3 separate regions of the Homo sapiens genome follow, and regions 2 and 3 are each linked to region 1. Evidence: chromatin loops called from intact Hi-C (ENCODE). Cell type or tissue: heart left ventricle. All regions are shown on one strand.

Region 1 (2,500 bases):
GAGGGAGGGGGAGGCACCCCAGCAAGCCAGGGGAGAGACAGGTGGAAGTAGGTAATATGCCCAGAGGAATTGTTAGAAGAGGTTGTGAGGTCCACGGAGAGAGTCAGGAGAGCACAGTGGTTAAGGCTACATTCAGGCATTAGACCACCTGATGCCTTCAAATCTCAGCTCCACCACCTTCTAACTGAAATCAAATGAAAGCAACCTAGATGGGAGGCAATGCCTAACCCAACGGAATGAATATCTGATGGAATCATTGAAGTCATCAGAGACAAGTCTAATGAGAAACTCTTTCTGAGCGAGAGTTCCAGAGCATCCAAATTCTACTCCTCTTCCCCCCTGCCCCAACACGTCTTCGGGTCATGTGTTGGTAGGAAGATGAGCTTCTCTCCAAAAAGGGAGAAAGGAGGCCGGGCGCAGTGGCTCACGCCTGCAATCCCAACACCTTGGGAGGCTGAGCGGGCGGATCACAAGGTCAAGAAATCAAGACCATCCTGGCCAACACGGTGAAACCCCGTCTCTACCAAAAATACAAAAAGTAGCTGGTCATGGTGGCGTGCGCCTGTAGGACACACCCTATAGTAGCACGGCGGGCACCCCAGCTACTCAGGAGGCTGAGGCAGGAGAATCTCTTGAACCCGGGAGGCGGAGGTTGCAGTGAGCTGAGATCGCGCCACTGCACTCCAGCCTGGCGACAGGGCAAGACTCCGTCTCAAAAAGAAAGGGTCATTTACGGAGCCCCTCCCATGGGCTAGATTCTGATGGGCTGATACCATCTGGCTTAATCCCCACAATATTGTACTATGATCCTATGAACTATTCTTGATATAGAGGTGTTATTTGTCTTGGTTTTCACGCAATTGAAATCACTGAAGGCTCAGAGAGACAGTAAGTAAACTTGGGCAAGATCAAAGAACTACATGGCACAGAGAAGAGCCAAACCCCAGAGCTTCTGACAAAAAAAGCCTCCACACCGTGCCATTTTCCTCTGCCATCTCATTTCACCCAATGACAACGTGCCTGCAACCCTGGCTCCCTGCCCTGACTCTGAGGTTAATTTCCCTGCAGCTCGGAGCCCCGCCAAGGCTGGAGGAATATCCCACAGGCTCCAGTGAGCTGCAAAGCACAGTCACACTCCCAGGGCTATTAACAGCATCCGCTTCCTCTCCAAGGTTCAGGGAACTTTATCCACCAAGTGCCATGCAGGAAAAAAGAGGTCAGCCAGAGAGGAGAGGGTCACACGGGGCAATCACTAAATAAGGAGAAAGGCCGCACAGGAACTTGGCCCAATTTGGTGTCCTCAAAAGACGGTGCTCCCTGGCCAAGATTTTCCCTAACAAATATGGAAAAACAGTTTGAGGCCCATGCACGAAAATTGAAACTTGGTTCCTGTAGCTATTTGCTTGTGTAGCTACGTGACAAGCCTGGTGAGAAACGCTGGATTTCTCCCTCTTTCAGTTCTCTCCACCTGGCATCTGGGGGCCTAGTCCCAAAAAGTGAAAGGAACTGGAAAATAAACTTACTAAGATCCAGGAAATGATTTCAAAAAAAAACAGCCAACAAACCGAGGTGAGCAGGCGCAGTGGGTGGGTGTTATGAGACAGACAGCGGGGCTAGGAGATGCCCAGGATGAAGCCCGGAGACCTGCTCTCTGATTCCTCTTGGGTCTAGCTCATCACAGCCTGCTTCCCCACTCCCACTGCAACGTGACAGCAACAGCACATCTCACTTTCCAACATGCAGACAGCCCCCTGTGTTAACAGCACCGTCTCTGAAATCAGTGGAGCTGCATTTGACCCTACCTCCGTCAGGCCGTAGCTGTGAGTTTGGGAAAGGCGTTTGATCTTTCTGAGCCTCAGTGTCTTCATCTTCAAACGGGAAGGATAACATGTACATTGCTGGGCTGGACTAAAGATGGAAGGAGACATCATTAAGGGAAAGTTAGGGCCTTTGCTCCTTTCGCTCCCTCTACCATCTCTGTGTGGCATCCTCCTGCACTTCTTCAATTCCCTGCACAAGGGCCACCTTAACAGAGAGGCCCTTTCTGACCACCTATCTGAAAACGCAGTTCCTTTCACTCTCTGACCCTCTTCTCAGTTTGATTTTTTGGGTCACAGCTTCATTGCCATCTGGTAGATATTTATTTGTTTGTCTATAACATCACGCACACACACACACACACACACACAAAAGGAAGCTCCTTGAAGATAGTGCCTTTGTTTGTTTGTTCATTACTGTGTTGCTAATGCCAAAGTCACTGACATGTAGTCTACATGCAATAAATATATACTGATGTAATAAAAGGGTGGCTGCATGCTCCTGATTGTACGTTGGCAGCGTACTTAGTTTCCTTTCCATTTCTAGCTACCTGTTTTTAAGGAAATTTAAGGAAAAGGAAGTTCAACAATACTTACAGAAAAGTCAATCAATTTGGGTGTTGTCCATGCAATTACTGTCAACGGACTACAAGACTGACAATGCCTGCAGGAATGATGTCTTG
Region 2 (2,500 bases), 87 kb after region 1:
ACACACAGACAGAAGCCCATTTGTCACTGGGACAGTGCTGAATTATTCCTGCAGAGTTACATTCCTACAAAACTCTGCTCACTACTGTTATCTGGCTGTGTATCTCACTGCCCCGGCTATACTGCAGACTCCCTGTGGCAGGAATCAAACCTCATCCTTCATTGTATCTACCCCTGAGACGAGCACTGTGCGCAGTACTATACTTAATCAGAGGGTAAGGAATGTGTGTGTGTGTATATATATATATGTGTGTGTGTGTGTGTGTGTGTGTATACATATATATATGCACATATTTCACTTCTTCCTTTTTGAATTTTAGGCTTCCAGGCAACAGATGATAAAAAGGATAGCAGTTGTTTTTATTCTATAAGGCTCAGGGCCTCAATCAAACACTATTCCTTCCTGAAAAATTTGCTTTCTCAATAATGATAATGAATAGCTAATATTTAATGAGCATGTGTTATATGCCAGGAATTCTGTGAAGCACATCGTACATACCATTTCATTTAACTCTCACAATAATTCTATGACTAGGTTACATCTATTTCACATATAAGGAAACTGAGAGTCCAATAAATTAACTGGACTGTGATATACAGTTCATAACTGGTAGCCAGGTCCAGCTGATTTCAAAGTCCGTACTTTCCTATAGTGCCTAAAACCTCTTGAGGTTTTGCAGAAAATTCCATAACAAGTCTACATTTCTACTGTCTTCAAAAAAACCCAAAGTGCTGCTCTCATATTTTCCACTGGGGCCCAGCTTTCTATTAATCCCAGAGAGTCCTGACTCCCACCAGTAATTTTCACTTTCTACACAACACCTGAAGAACAACTTGGAACAGGAAAAAAAGAAATGGGCTAGAAGAAACAAAAAGAATTAGAAAATGAAAGGAGGGCCCCCAGTGCTACTGCCTTGGCCCTACCCCTCTGGCCACCGAAGAGCCTGAATTCCCTAAACCACTTACCTCCTTCTCAGCTCCTTCCTGAGTCCTATCTTAATGCCAGCAAGGAGTTTTCTTTGTGAGTCACAACGAGAAAGGAGGCCACTTCTTTAAACAAGGTTTCAAGAGTGGGCAATCAGTGATTTATTGATTGAATTAAAAATTCGGGACTAGGGCTGGGAGCTGTGGCTCCTGCCTGTAGTTTCAGTACTTTGGAGGCAGAGACTAATGGATAGCTTGAGGCGAAGAATTCGAGACCAGCCTGGGCTACATGGCAAAACCCTATCTCTACAAAACAATACAAAAAAAAAAATTAGCCAGGCACACTGGCGCACAATTGTGGTGCCAGCTATTCTGGAGGTAGAAGTGGTAGGATCATGCCGGGCACGGTGGCTCATGCCTGTAATAGCAGCACTTTGGGAGGCCAAGGCAGGTGGATCACTTGAGGTCAGGAGTTCAAGACCAGCCTGGCCAACATGGTGAAACCTGGCCTCTACCAAACAATACAAAAATTAGCTGGGTGTGGTGTCTGTTCCCTGTAGTTCCAGCTACTTGGGAGGCTGAGGTGGGAGAATCGCTTGAACCCAGGAGGTGGAGGTTGCAGTGTCGCCATTGTACTCCACCCAGGGCGACAGTATGAGACCCTGTCTCAAAAAAAAGAAGAAGAAGTAGTGGGAGGATCACTTGAGGCTGGGGAGATGGAGTCTGCAGTGAGCCGAGTTTAGACCACTGCCCTCCAACTTGGGTAACAGAGCAAGACTCTGTTTCAAAAAAAAAAAAAAAAAAAATAGGGGCTCGGAGAAGAAATGATGTTGCTTGAAGTATCCAACTTGAACATTGTCCCCAAAATCAGAAAGAGATTTGTCCCAGAACCTCAATTTTTCCTTGTGCAAAATGAGGAAGTTAGAAAAGCTGATCTATGTAGGATGCCTTTTCAGACTGACATTGACATACTATATGAACCCTCTTAGGAGTATCAGTGACCCTATATACTGATGAGCTAAACTACATTCATAAAGGCAACTCTAATCATCACCATTAGAGAAATAAAGATGGCCCAAAAAGGAAACAAAATGCCCTCAGGAAAAAAAAAAATGGGATGTAAAATGCCCTCAAGTAACCCTGGGGAAAGAGTAGATTGACAGCTGGTAGCTCTTCAAAACACCACCAGAAAACCTATTGACCAGCAAAAGCTACATTGATTAGACCTACTGTAGAAAGAAAAAATATCACCTGGATGAAATCCCAGTATTTTCTCAAAAGTCCTATATTTATAGGACTTGGGGGTCTTGACTCAAGTGATACAAGGTCACTCTTTCAAGGTAGGTAACAGGATTGGACAAAGTTTGTGACATTATAGTTTAGGATTGACAGGCACAGGAAGGGAAGTGCCTGGAAGCAAATATTAATAAAAAACCATTGTTTGTTGAGCAAATTGTTTGTCCAGATGAGTAATCTATTGTCCTGATAGGAGAGCTGTTGGCCCAGAGGAGTAAACTATTTGTTCGTATAAATTGTTCAGATAAAAGCCAACAGTGATTTATTGGTTTACAGCCATA
Region 3 (2,500 bases), 250 kb after region 1:
ATAAGAACCTAGTACTCAGGAGGAAAGGTGCTAAGAACAAAAGAGGCACTACTCTGTAAAAATTACCTACCTTACCACTGGCAAGCCTGCTCTAGAAAGCTGGCTACATGTCACATTCTCTGATCACCCCCTCAACCCTACCACAAGAAAAAAAATCCAATCCCTACTCTCATTTTTAATGTGACATCTCACTAAGCCAAAAGCAAAGATCAGAGATGGGGTGGGAAACAGAAGGAACTAGAGGCAGTAAAGATTGTGCTAGCCAGCATAAGAACAGAGAAGAAGGATTGTTCTAGTGGTATGTTAGCAATCTGCCTCTAGGGCAGCTGTCCTCCTGGACAATCAAAGGCGGGTTTGTGTGTGTGCTCAGGAACCAGCCAGCTTGGCTCAAAGTTAAGGACTCAGCCATCCAATCCACAAAGTGAGAAAAGATGCCTGTTTCACAGCTGGAATGGAAGGCAGGGAAAACACAAAACAAGAGAGAAAAGAGGGCAGAAAAGAGAGAGGGTATTACAGGTGCTATTTCAGTCTAGACATAGGGAAGAAAAATCCCAGGAAACTACCAACCATTCTCTAGTTATGATCAAACATTAGAGAATTGCTAGTAACTCTTAATACTAAGCGGGTAGGTTTCTCCTGATCTGTATGCAGTAGGGTGCCAATTGGAAGGATGAGATATAAAATGTAAAGGACCTCAGCATTACCTGTTTCCTTCTGTCCCTTTTAAACCCAACAAGGTACCTGCAACATATACAGCAAATGAACATTACTTAACATTTATTTCCTTCTAGAATTCCTTTCTTAATTAAATCCTAGAGATCCACAAAGAATAGCAGCACACACAAAACTCAGTAAGCTTCCCAGTGCTAAGAGATCAGGACCATTTATATAACTTAAGTGCTAAAACGCAAAAGGCCACAGTCAGAATTCACACTCTCTAATCCCTCGGAGTAGCTAGATGCTCCGAGACCCATTAGACACACAAAGGCTGCTCTCTTCTCAGCAGAGCTCTGTAGCAGAGCTGCTCTCCAGGGACAAAGAGATTTCACAGGAGAACCACAAAGACATCGACCCTCTCTGTTCCCCCACTCCCAGCTTTCTCACTTCCTGTCACAGTAGCACCAGACCACAGTCTCCCAGAAACAAACAAATACAAAGTGCTGGATTCTGGGCTGCAGGCCAACTGCATTCCAGGGCATCCTGTCTACCAATCACGGGCCAGAGCCCCCACTTTGCCCTGCTCAGCTCCTTATCATGTTCAGGGAAAACAACCCTCCTCTCTGCCCCAAGCCAACACTACGTAGGACAAAGCTCAGGCCTTTAAGAATCAGCAGAAAGACTGTGTGTGGATCTAAAAGTTTGAAGGGGGTGAGGGAATTTTTAAGATTCCTACTTGGCAAGTTTCTTCACTTTGGAGGCACTGCATTAGGGATTTTAAAGCTACTGATGCTGTTAATTCAGCTCAGCTACATGTGACACATCCCATTATGGCAATTTGATTACCAATCTGGATTCAGTCAATGGAATATTCCCATTTGGAGAACTACTTTAGGAACTTCACCTTCCCTATCATCCACCTCTGTTTTCAGCCTTTCAAACTTTCTCCCTACAAGCATAGAGTTGATTACTAAGACAGGCTCCACAGAGAACAAACAAAGGCAGCGGACTCCACCCTACAAAGAGGCAGTTTAATCAGGTGCTGGGAGCAAAGTTCCCCGTTTCCCTAGAGAATGAGAGGACAACCACTAGGAATTGCACAGAAGCCAAATCCTGGCGGCAAAGAGGTCAAGACAGCAACATCAGCTTTTCCTGCTCACAACCCCCTGAAGTGGGTCAGGGGCTGTAAATTTGGAGCCTAGTCAGAAAAGAAAGCCTCCTCTCCTAATAAAGGTCCTCCACTAACTGCAAGAATGAGATAAATGATACATTTTTCTATTATCTTGTACAACCCATTGGAAATTAGCCCTAAATCACAGAAGCAAAAATGCAAACAGAGGTTAAGCTCTATTAGCTAGAGATTCTTGAAATCCAAAGAAGCAACACCCTTTGCCCAAAGGGCTCAATTCCCTTTGCATAAAATGAGCAAGATGCTCAGCAGAGTCCTCCAACCAGAGGGGCACACCAGGAACTAACTGGTAATATGCTATCACTTCTTGTCTTGTCTTCTCCCTTTATTTTTCCTAGATTCCTTTCATCTTCTTAGATCTGCTAGAAGTAGTATGGGCCGAACCCTGGTCTAAAGCAGCACATGATACAAAGGAACTAAGTCTAAACAGACAACTTAGAAGGATTTAGTCCTTGGCCTGGCACAGTGGCTCAAGCCTGTAATCCCAGCACTTTGGGAGGCCGAAGCAGGCAAACCACTGGAGGTCAGGAGTTCGAGACCAGGCTGGCCAACATGGTGAAACCCCATCTCTACTAAAAATAAAAAAATTTGCCGGGCATGGTGGAGCACACCTGTAATCCAAGCTACTCCAGGTGGCTAAGGCAGGGGAATCAC

What was found. A loop is a pair of places that touch in the nucleus more often than their neighbours do. Peaks named below come from ENCODE experiments on the same cell type or tissue, not always from the same donor. Only the 100,000 strongest peaks of a DNase experiment are listed, where the experiment ranks them.
Region 2: it touches region 1 in a loop (2.4-fold over the local background); 5 of 110 quality-filtered maps call a loop at or near these places.
Region 3: it touches region 1 in a loop (2.5-fold over the local background); 3 of 110 quality-filtered maps call a loop at or near these places.

The regions. Positions count from the first base shown.
Region 1 is chr11:58,023,407-58,025,906 of GRCh38, reverse strand. It overlaps OR9Q1 (olfactory receptor family 9 subfamily Q member 1), which reads right to left and starts at 2,026. Exons shown (of 3, transcript NM_001005212.4): 1 at 1,803-2,026. LOC107984331 (a long non-coding RNA gene) reads left to right here and starts at 1,488. Exons shown (of 3, transcript XR_001748218.1): 1 at 1,488-1,820. In heart left ventricle, no CTCF peak of the experiment used is centred here; a DNase peak (open chromatin) is centred at 1,056; H3K27ac peaks cover 1,363 bases.
Region 2 is chr11:57,936,090-57,938,589 of GRCh38, reverse strand. No RefSeq gene overlaps it. Among named protein-coding and RNA genes, the nearest start is that of OR9Q1, 87 kb to the left of the region's middle. In heart left ventricle, no CTCF peak of the experiment used is centred here; no DNase peak of the experiment used is centred here; H3K27ac peaks cover 401 bases.
Region 3 is chr11:57,777,370-57,779,869 of GRCh38, reverse strand. The region is part of intron 1 of CTNND1 (catenin delta 1); the gene reads right to left. The region is part of intron 2 of TMX2-CTNND1 (TMX2-CTNND1 readthrough (NMD candidate)); the gene reads right to left. Among named protein-coding and RNA genes, the nearest start is that of CTNND1, 17 kb to the right of the region's middle. RefSeq lists enhancers at 1-266, 267-1,153 and a silencer at 1,109-1,311. In heart left ventricle, no CTCF peak of the experiment used is centred here; a DNase peak (open chromatin) is centred at 1,189; H3K4me3 peaks cover 2,500 bases; H3K27ac peaks cover 2,500 bases.